Linked DNA regions of Homo sapiens: region 1 is linked to region 2. A link is a loop called in an ENCODE intact Hi-C map of the cell type or tissue named here. Cell type or tissue: B cell. All regions are shown on one strand. Each heading gives the region's core, and the rest is flanking DNA. Links, peaks and the distances in the headings are about the cores only.

Region 1 (5,371 bases), core at 59-5,058, 410 kb after region 2:
TGGGTGACAGAGGGAGACCCTGTCTCTAACTAACTAACTAAATAATTTTGCAGATCACTTTGTTGAAACAAACAACTACCTGATCCTCAGGTCCCCTTTTGCAACTGCCATTGCTGAATGGGAAAAGACTCCACAGGAAAATTAAATAGGCTGGATATGGTGGCTCTCACCTGTAATTCAAACACTTTGGGAGGCTTAGGCAAGAGGACAGCTTGATGCCAGGTGTTCAAGACAAATTTGGGCAACATAATGAGACCATATCTCTATTAAAAAGTTAAAAATTAGCCAGGCATGGTGGCATGCACCTGTAGTCCTAGCTACTCAGGAGGATGAGCCGGGAGGACTGCTACACTCCAGCCTGGGCAACGGTGAGAGACGCTATCTCAAAAACAAAAGCAAAAAAAGTCGTTGGCATCATTTATGCACATTTTTAAAAAGTTTCAAAACAGGAAACCAAAGAATAGGGGAAAAAACATAACAAAACAAAAAATTGTATCTATAAATAAATCAATGAAGTTTCTAGAGCAAGGGAAAAAAAATTCTCCCTCTTAGGTAATTCAGGAACTACTCTGAGACTTGACTACTAATTATTGCCTGACCATATGACTTGCACTTCTTACTCCACTATCCTCCCCTCTTACCTCTTTAATTATCTAGGTCCTATATAGCCATAAAGGCCAAATTCAAGTGCCAATTCCACTATGATGGTTTTGATGGCTTCACTACCTACACCAGCTCTTGTTACTTCTCTTCATTGTACAGACTGTAGATTCATTCATTTGGTTTCGTACATATATCTTATCATATTCCTCACTTTTTGTAAGCGTCTCCCCTTGAATCCTATGCTTTTTAAACTTCTTGAGGACAGGGGCAATTTCTTCCTTATTTTTGTCTAATTAGACCCATGAACACTGTAGATACTCAAGAAAGGTAATTAATTAGGTGGGAGGATCCTGCCAGTGCATCTTCTATTTCTAGGGGCCAGAATACGAGCACATGAACCTAACATGATCTAGACAAGATTTAGAGATGCAGTTGAAGATACTGACAAATATTGGAACAATCTACCACAAAGGTGATACTGAGTCACTATTTTTGCAGAGCTTTGTTACTAGTTTGCCTTAAATAATTCAGAGTTTGTCCTGAGGGTAGGGAGTGGATAACAGTGAATTTAATCTTTTAAATTTCCTTCAAGTTTTATGATCGTGACACGGGGGCAACAGGAGAAGAGAAAAAGTTTGGAAACCAAACACAAATGTTTTCAGATTCCTGCTAGGTATGTAAATGGCTAAGTCAATGCCGGTAGGGGTACTCATTCAGAAACACCCAGTGCCACTCTGTACGGGCCACTAAATTGGGCACTGCGGATATAAAGGTTCATTCCTCGCTTACTGTACCCACAGCTGCCAAGAAATGACCACTACAAAACAGTCGTTATAACTGAGGGAACAAAGCGCCAAAGCAGCAACAAAAAGGGGTTCTTGCTGCTTCGCGGGATAGGGGGCTGAGCAGCCTCACAAAGGCGACGTCCTCGCAGTCTGAAGAGGAGTGGGCAAGGCGGACGAGGGTGGGGCTCAAGCGTCCGTCCGGTAAAAGTGAGCTGGAAGAACCGAGGCCCAGCGTGAGGAGGAACCGCGAACTACTTGCAGAAGGGCGAACGTCTGCTGCTGAAGGTGGAGAGGGAGTACCAATGTACGAGGCTTTATAGAAATGGCCGTTTGGTAAAGGGCAGTGACTCTGGAGCTTTTTCTCTAGGGATCCCGCCCGTCCTCCCCGGTTGAGCCTCGGCCCCAACAGCCCAGTGCCTCACCCAAGTGCCCCGAGTCCTGCTTCCGCCTCCGCTGCAGCCTCTCCCGCAGAGAGTCCAGCTGCTTCTTGTGGGCCTGGATAGAGCTCCACGTGTCCGACATCCTAGTCTCCCAGCCCTGACACCTCTCGAATAAGGCGCGGCGGACTAGCACCTCCCAGCACTCGCTCCAGGATATAGCCAATTCTCACGCGGACACCCCGAAGGCTAACCGGAAAATGACCCCTGGAGCTGAGCAAGACAGAAAAGTCATTTCCGGTGTCGCGCTTTCTTGGAAGCTATAAAGAGCCACGTTAGGTGTTGGCAGAGCGGCCGGTATAGTCCTCATACCCGCTCTCTCATGCTTCCGGACACAGTGAGGCTGTGGTTGCCATGTTGGTGACTGGCAGAGCGGCCATGTTGCTTATAGACGCGCATGCGGCCATGTTGAATATTCGGAGAGGAGTCCTGAGAGTTGACTTGTGTTAAAGTAGCACTCGTAGAGAGCAACACCATATAGTACAGTTTTGGGGGTTTTTTTCTTTTTTTTTTTTTTGAGACGGAGTTTCACTCTGTCGCCCTGGCTGGAGTGCAATGGCGCGATCTCGGCTCACAGCAACCTCCACCTCCCGGGTTCAAGTGATTATCCTGCCGCAGCCTCCCGAGTAGCTGGTATTACAGGCGCCCGCCACCACGCCCGGCAGATTTTTTGTATTTTTAGTAGAGACGGGGTTTCACTGTGTTGGCCAGGCCAGTCTCGAACTCCTCACCTCGTGATCCGCCCTCCTTGGCCTCCCAAAGTGCTAGGATTACAGGCGTGAGCCACCACACCCGGCCATAGTACAGATTTTTAAGATGAAGGATCACTAGTTCCTTTTGACAGTTTGGTACTAACATACCTTTTCCACTGAAGGTGGTGTTGGTTTGTTTCCATGCGTTCATTTACAAAAAAATAAAAAACACAACGGTGGTCCCCAATCTGAGGTGAGGAGGGGGCGGTGGTGGGTGCGGGCATGCTTCTTTGTGTTGACGAGGCGTGGGGAAGTGGGGAGGGCTGATGAAGGAAAAATCCGAGAGGTCTTCAAATACGTGATCTCTCTCTTAGGCTAAATTTACAAAGTACGTGTAATCTATTAAAATCGGGTTCCGACACTAAGAGGGCTTTGAGGTCCTGGTTGCGTTGTGTTTTTTGTTATGAGAGCTACCTGCATGAGTGTGTTCAGTTTGTGAAATGTAATTGAGCTGAACATTTTGGTGTGCACTTTTCTGTATGTGTAGTAAACTTAAATACAAGGTTGGTGGTGGTGGTTTTTCCTACAATCCTTTCTTTCTTTCTTTTTTTGACACATTTTCTTTTTTTTTTTTTTTTGAGATGGAGTCTCACTCACTCTGTCACCCAGGCTGGAGTGCAATGGCGTGGTCTCAGCTCACTGCAACCTCCGCCTCCTGGGTTCAAGCGATTCTCCTGCCTCAGCCTCCCGAATAGCTGGGATTACAGGCGCGTGCCACCACACCTGGCTAATTTTTTTTATTTTTAGTAGAGACAGGGTTTCACTATGTTGGCCAGGCTGGTCTCGAACTCCTGACCTCGTGATCTGCCCCTACGATCTGCCCCCCTGCCTCAGCCTCCCAAAGTGCTGGGATTACAGGCGTGAGCCACCGAGCCTGGCCTGACACAGAGTTTCATTCTTACTGCCCAGGCTGGTGTGCAGTGGTGTGATCTCAGCTCACTGCAACCTCCACCTCCTGGATTCTAGCTGCCTCAGCCTACCTAGTAGCAGGTATTACAGGGACCTGCCACCATGCCCAGTTAATTTTGTATTTTTAATAGAGATGGGGTTTCACCATGTTGGCCAGGCTGGTCTTGAACTCCTGACCTTAGCTCATCAGCCTGCCTTGGCTTTCCAACGTGCTGGGGTTACAGGCATGAGCCACCGGCTTGGCCTTTTGTTTGTTTGTTTGTTTTGTTTTTTTAATGGAGCTCCCTGAATGGAAACATTTCGGGAATCACTGACTTATCCAATGTCTACATGATGCCATACGCTGTTGTCCAAAAAATACAAAAAATAGTTTGACTGGCATGGCTCCTGTTTTCAAAGAGTTTATAATCTGGTCAAGGAGCTGTGAGCCAGTTTATTAATACTGAACCATCTTCACAGCATGAGGTAGCATGGGCATAGACTTTTTAAAAAACAAAAACAAAACAAAACAAAAAAACAGGAAAAAAAAAAACGTGATTTCAAAGAAGAGGAGGACTCCAAGTTTAATGACCCAGGAAGGCATTGGAAAGAAGCTGGAATCAAGGTTCAGGCTTAAAATGACCACTAAGGTTTCAGTAGGTGAAGGTATAGGAGGGAAATCCAGGTCTGGAATATGATAAAGGCAAAGGTCTAGACTAGAGGTAGGAAAGCGTGATGTGTGTTATGCCAATCTGGATTAGTTCGCCAGAACATAAAGATTTATATTTGGGAATATTGGGAGAAATTTTAGGTTTCCAAATTTGAGGCCAGATTGTAGAAGGTACATGGTACCTGAGTAAAGACTTGGCAATTTATTCAGAATACAATAGGAAACACTTAGGGTTTGTAAATAGGAATGTTTCAAAATTGATTTGCTGTTCTAGATAAATTGAGGTGAGGAGGAAGGAGATTTTGGAGAGGACAAAGATGGTTATTAGTCCATTGTAACTAAGTGTCTGATGAGAAGAACTGTAACTAAAAGCTGGTTATGAACAGTAATGAAAAGGAAGGGGTGAATATGAAGGGAGCTATTGAAAGATGTATGTGTATTGTAATATGACTTTTATCCATTCAGTAAGTATTGAGTGTTTACTATGTGTTAGATACTATGGAGATTTAGTAGTGATGAAAATACTCATTTCCATCTCATTTTCTGAACTTAATTTACTTTTAGGGAATTTACACTATCTATTGGGATGTGTAACTTTGTTTTTTTGTTTTTGTTTTATTGAGACAAGCCTCACTCTCACTGCTGGAGGGCAGTGGTGCAAAGAAGTAGCACAAGTACTCCTGAAAGTCAATCAAATCAAGGGCAGCTCCCAGAAGTTTTTGCTTTCACATTAACTCTGGGTAAATTATTACAGTGGCATATTGGGCAAATTTTAGAAGTACAGGAAGGCCTCTTAGCATGATCTTCTTGTAGAGAGATTCTTTTTAGACTCCTCTTGACCAGTTTGCTGCTCAAAAGAAAGACATTGCTTTCTTGTCCGCGCGTAGCCCTCAGCAGTACACAGAGGAGAAGGAGGAGGAGGAGGAGGGAAAAATGCAGAATTCTTCTAGTCAAAATGGAGTGTAAGCCTAATTTTGAGCAGATGGGTGCTGCATGCATTACACTTCTCAACTTTTCCTCATATCTGCTATGGTAGATTGCTTCCAGTGTTGGCCACAACAATGCCTCTCACCTACATGCCCTTAGGCAGTGTGACTTTGCCCCCTTTCAATCAATAAGTAAAGCTTATTCCCCCTCCTCTTGAATCTGAGCTAGGCTTCTGACTAGCTTTCACCAAAAGAATGTGGCAGAAGAGATATTCCCTGAGTTCTAGACCTTAAGAGGTCTAGACCTTAA
Region 2 (5,371 bases), core at 268-5,267:
AGACAGAACCTATAACGCATTTTTCCCAGCCTAGGAAGCACCTAATTCTTGTGGGCAAAGGAGCCATGGAAGATAGAGCTGGTGAGCAAGAGCAGGAGAGACACAGCCTTCGTCTGGAAAAGCTACAACACTGGGCAAGGCACAGGCAGAGTGGGCACCTCTTGGTGCTAGCGGTGAGGCCAGGCTACCCCATCCCAGGTCTCAGCATGTCCACTTCTACCCAATTCAATTCCATCCATCCATCCATCCATGTTAAGTGAGCACCTACCATGTGCCAGAAACTGAGCTAGGTTCTGAATGGGAGGAGGGTAGAGGAAAACATAGAAATAAACAAGGCAAGACCCTTAATCTCCCAAGTAGCTTCCATCTTGTGGGGGAAAACATACAGGTAAGTAACTAAACTACAATATGAGGCAGAAAAAATTAAATGATACTTAATTTTTAATGATCACGTCCTTGCTCTGGGTTGACTGCTTTCCTCCACCCTGCATTCAATCCCATTTCCTGATCTCTAAAGAGGTAGGAGTTACGAGAAGGGAGGGAATCCCTGACAGTTCCTCCCCAATTACCCTACCCTTACCCCCAGGTGAGCCAGCTATGGCTGGCAGTGGTTGTGGTGCCCCTTGCTGTCTCAGTCGCCTGCCTGAACTCTGATTGTCACATGGCCACAGCGCTGCCTCTTGGGCCTGGAGCCTCAGTAAGACCCACCACAAGGGAGGGTGGAAGGTCCCAGGGCCCCTTCCTAACGGGACCAGAGCTCAACACTTGCCCTTCTCACCATTCAGGGTCTCCTCACTGGGACTGTCACTCTGGAGCTTCGCAGAGCACCCCGCCTTTGGAAGGTGAGAGGGAAGAAAACGCAGCACTGTCCTCCCACTCCCTAAAACAGACACCTACAACCCTCAGCCTAGGAAGTAAGTGGCTAAGTGTTGACTCATTCTCTCAGCTGTCACCACTGACTGGCCTCAATCACTGAGGAGGAAAGCAAAAAAGTTAAGAGGGCTTATGGCCCTGTTTGGAGGCTGAGAAGCAGAAGCTGAGTTTTGTCTTCAGCTAGGCTGCAAGTGGGGATTGAGGTTGGAATGACTCCCCTAGGCTGGGCAGGGCTGAGCTGGCTCACTGGCAGGTGCGGGCCATGATGATATTCAACACCTTCAACTTGATCTTGGGTTTCATAGTGGTGGTGGTCGAGGTGATGAAGACAGCCTTGGGGCCTGCCCCAACTGCCTCCTCCCAGGTACTGGTCAATGAAGGAGAAGGTGGGAGGATAAGGAGGCAAGAGGAGGTGGGAAGGGAAAAGGGCAGGGGCAAACAGGTGCGGGGTCCCTGCATTCTCAGCCCTGTCTACCTGCAGCATGCTGGCTTGCTGGTGCTGGAACTCAGTGCTGAGGCCTTCACCCTAGGGGGAGTGCTGGTCTCAGTGCACGCCCTATTCTTGCTGAGCCAGAGGAAACCAGGATGCTGCAGGAGCCAGAGTCTGCACTATCAAGAGCTGCAGGAGGTATGGGGGCAGGGAAGAAAGCACGAATAGCTAGCTGCCAACTAATTTTTCCACTGCCTATCCTGGTCAGTGGCACTTAAGGGAAAATAATGGGGCAGGAGAGAAAAGAAGAGGTCCTAGAATGAAACTGATTGGCTTTCTCTGGCTTTGAACATTTCTCCCCTAATGGTGGGTAAGAGGAAACTGGGAATCCAAATGATTGAGGTTAAAAGAGTGGGAAAGCATTAGGAAGCTGCCTAAATATTGGCAGGACTATGGGAAACAGGATAGAAAATTGGGCAGGAGGAAGCAGTTGTTTCTGTCTGGGGTTTCTCCTTTCTCACCTCTACAATTTGCTCACACCTGTCTCTGGTTTTCAGGGCTTCTCTGAGTTGGAAGAGGTTCCTGGTTTGGAGAATGGTCCCACGGTGGCCAGCACAGGAGCAAATGAGAGGGTGGGACAGCGGGAACAGACACGTGCTGCTCTCCTTCCACCCTGAGAGAATGCTCTCCAGACATTCCTGCATCCCACCCCACCAAACTCAGAAGCTTGCTGGGATCCTTCGAGTCCAATAGGAAGTCCGGGAGTGCCTTCAGTTTTCACTCAAAGCAGGCCCTTTTTTCGTTCCTTCCCTGTTAGGGGAAGATACACCTGGACGAGAATATATCCTCACCTCACCACCCTGAAAAGCTGCTTTCTCCCTTGCATCCATATCCTCTCTTCCTGTCACCTCCCCATACAGCTTCACATTTGCCTCATCGCACTTTTCTTTTCTGTCCACCTTTCATAATCCCATCCACTCCAAATCCCGGACCCTGCACACGCCAACTCCCTGAATCCAATTCAGGAGTGCCCCAGTTCCCCTTTCGATCCATCTCCTTTCTACTGTAGCGGAGACTACAAGTCCCAGGATGCCCCGCTAGCCCGTGACCGGCTAGGAAATAAAGAGCCTTCTCTCCGCGGTAGGGGCGCTGTTGGATGTGCTGAGTGACGCGAGGCGGGGAAGTCGGGGCCTAGCCTGGCGCTTTCTCGGACGCGACCACTGGCCCCGCGTTCGGGGAGGAGCCGGGCGGGCGGTCCTGCACTGGCGTGCCGCTCCCCCAGCCACTGCAATAGAGAGCTGGATCTGGGTCCCCAGCCCTGCGCTGGCAGCTTCAGAGACTGGCGAGGGCTCGGAGCTGACGCTTGGCAGAGCTGGGGCTTCCCAGATGCTGTCGCCGCACCCCCTCGCAGGAGGGCCCAGGTCCGAAGTCCTGAGACTTGGAGCGCGCGCGAGAAAGGGGTTGGAGATGATGAGTCAGAAGCGCGGGGCCTTTCTCGTCCCCTCCCCTAGGGCCTGGGCGCTGAAGATGGACAGGCTCGCTGGGCAGGCGGGTAGATAGGGCAGGCAGAGGGAGGGACCCTGCGACCCGCGTCTCTCCCTAACGCTTTCCCGCCTCTTGCGAGCACGCCGGTGTAACGAGCCTGCGCTGCCGCCACCCTTTATCTCCAACGCGGGAGCGGGACTGCGCAGGCTTGGCCTCTGGGCTGACCCGCCGACCTTTGATCTCGGCTGCGGTCGGGTTGCTGAAGTTCTGGCTGCGTTCACCCCCACCGTTTACGACCTTTGCAAGTGTGCAAAGATAACAGGCTCGCTTGGGCTTGGGAAAAGCCCGGGAGAACTGGGAGTCCCACTAGCAGCAGCAGCTGGGCAGCTTGCTGGCCGCTAGAAACTAGAAATTGACCACAGCTGGAGTACCAAGAGAACTCACCCCAAATTCACATAGTGCCCGGGATGGCTGTTCGCCTCACACTCATTTTTGTTCCCACTTGAGAAGGCTTCTTTCCCTAGAGAATGCTGCTTCTCCCGGCCTAGCCAGGGCCAGGCACCAGTGAGGATAGAGCGCAGCCTGGCTGCCTTGCCTTGACATTGCAGTGGCGTCCGCTGCAGCTCTTTTCTGTTTGTGACACCTTGGAAGAGTGGTAATAATCTTCCTATGACAAGGTTAAGTGTGAGTACTAGTGGGTGGGGACAGTTCTGGGATCAGGCTCTGGAATGGAGAAAAGATCTAGGCCTTCTGCATTTCTTCCTCTCCCCCAGTCTAATTGCCAGAATAATGGAGAGCTCATGTCTGCAGGGCCGATGAAACAATATTTTTCTTGAAAGTCAGAAGGTGGTGGTAGATGAGGAAGCTGAGGGAAGAAAATTAACAATTTGTTCTGTTTTCCAGGTTTTAGTGATGTGATCAGATTAGATATTGCATTCTAGTTCCAGAGAAGCTTGATGACCATGGAAATTAACCTCTATCAGTCAGATTAAGCTAGGCTCTGCTGTGGTAAATGCCAAATCACAGTGGCTTAAGACCACAAAGGTTTATTTCTCATACTACGTGTCCAAAGTAGGCTGGCAAGGGATTCTGTTCATTGCAAATGTTTCCTCCCAAGCTCATGGAGCGCCACCATTTTGAGATCCTACCCTGTCCCTATGAAGGTTAAGGTTACCCGCCCCGCGCCCCCCGCCTCAGAATGTGAAGTAAGCATGAAGAATTGTTCATGGACTCTTAAATGCTGCCCTGAAGTGATACATTCATGTCACTTCCACCCATTCAATGGCCAAAGCAAGTCATATAGCCACACCCAACTTAAGGAAGGCCAGAAGGGCAATGCCTGCAAGGAGAGGGGAAGCAGAAATACTTCATTAAAAGAAACATAGTTGGGCGGGCTCGGTGGTTCAGGCCTGTAATCCCAGCACTTTGGGAGACCAAGACGGGTGGATCACCTGAGGTCAGGAGTTCGAGACCAGCTTGACCAACATGGTGGCCGTGTCTATTAAAAATGCAAAAATTAGGCCGGCATGGTGGTGGGTGCCCGTAATCCCAGCTACTCGGGAGTTTGAGGCAGGAGAATTGCTTGAACCCAGGAGGCAGAGGTTGCAGTGAGCCAAGATCGCACCACTGCACTCCAGCCTGGGAGACAAAGCGAGACTCTGTCTCAAAAAGAAAAAAAGAAATGGAATTAATAATTTGTGATGATTTTTGAACAGCTTAGCAGTTGAAATTTATCTGTTCCAGCAGTTATGCCCATACCTACTTCTTTGGTTTGGTTTCATGAACCCCTAAGTTCTTACTAGAAATTTTTCCTCAAAAAAATAATAGGACTGGGACTCAGGAAACCTAGATTCTAATTTTGTTGCTTGGGCAAGTCAAACCTCTCTGAACTACATTTTGTGCACTTGGAGGTTATGGTAATATTTATTCTGTCTACCTTACTGGAGTATCAAGGCTAAAATAAAATCACACAAGGAAAAGTACTTTAAAACTATAAACCACTTCAGGGGTTAAAAATAAATTGCCTGTAGAGGTAAGAAGTAGTTTAAATGATAATTTCTTAAAACTCAAGAGCCAGTTCAGCTATAGTTCTTCAATCATCAGTCTGCATTAGATAAACATAGTAGGAATTCAGGTTTTGGATATATGTTACAGTTCATGTAGACCTTGCAAAGTCCAAGAGTCTTCGATTAAATATTAAATTCTTAAAACCTTTCTGATAAAACCTTTTTCATCATATCCCTCTAGGGCATTGGTTCTCAGAGAAAGGTCATTTCGTTCCCCAGAGGATATTTTGCAAGGTCTGGAGACATATTTGTTAGTCACAACTGAGGAGTGGGGGAGGAGGGAATATGTAACAATGGAAGGCGCAGTAGATGAGAAGTCAGATTTGGGATTTAGTTCCAGTGCTGCTAATGCCGCTTTCCTGTGCATTATCCTCTGCCAGCTGCAAGCAAAGACTATTGGAGACTTGTCCTGTGTTCCTCATTATTCCCCCTCCACACTGCCTATTGCCACAGTCCCGGGCTGCTCCATGACAGCGTTCTGCTTTGCTGCAGTGATTCCCAGCAACCACTGTATCTG

Evidence for each region. Hi-C counts contacts between places; a loop is a spot of excess contacts. Peaks named below come from ENCODE experiments on the same cell type or tissue, not always from the same donor. Only the 100,000 strongest peaks of a DNase experiment are listed, where the experiment ranks them.
Region 1: it touches region 2 in a loop (29-fold over the local background); 3 of 110 quality-filtered maps call a loop at or near these places.

Annotation. Positions count from the first base shown.
Region 1 is chr14:21,509,314-21,514,684 of GRCh38, forward strand. It overlaps METTL3 (methyltransferase 3, N6-adenosine-methyltransferase complex catalytic subunit), which reads right to left and starts at 2,027. Exons shown (of 11, transcript NM_019852.5): 1 at 1,811-2,027. The coding sequence starts at 1,910. RefSeq lists an enhancer at 2,070-2,309. In B cell, for the core only: no CTCF peak of the experiment used is centred there; a DNase peak (open chromatin) is centred at 2,158; H3K4me3 peaks cover 2,281 bases; H3K27ac peaks cover 1,614 bases.
Region 2 is chr14:21,101,279-21,106,649 of GRCh38, forward strand. It overlaps TMEM253 (transmembrane protein 253), which reads left to right. Exons shown (of 7, transcript NM_001395467.1): 2 at 30-173; 3 at 587-697; 4 at 786-842; 5 at 1,127-1,237; 6 at 1,355-1,501; 7 at 1,861-2,446. The coding sequence starts at 66. The coding sequence ends at 1,980. It also overlaps a transcript of ZNF219 not described here. Among named protein-coding and RNA genes, the nearest start is that of TMEM253, 2.9 kb to the left of the region's middle. RefSeq lists an enhancer at 2,019-2,763. In B cell, for the core only: CTCF peaks have their summits at 2,452 and 3,382; DNase peaks (open chromatin) are centred at 2,593 and 3,363; H3K4me3 peaks cover 1,650 bases; H3K27ac peaks cover 1,086 bases; H3K27me3 peaks cover 467 bases.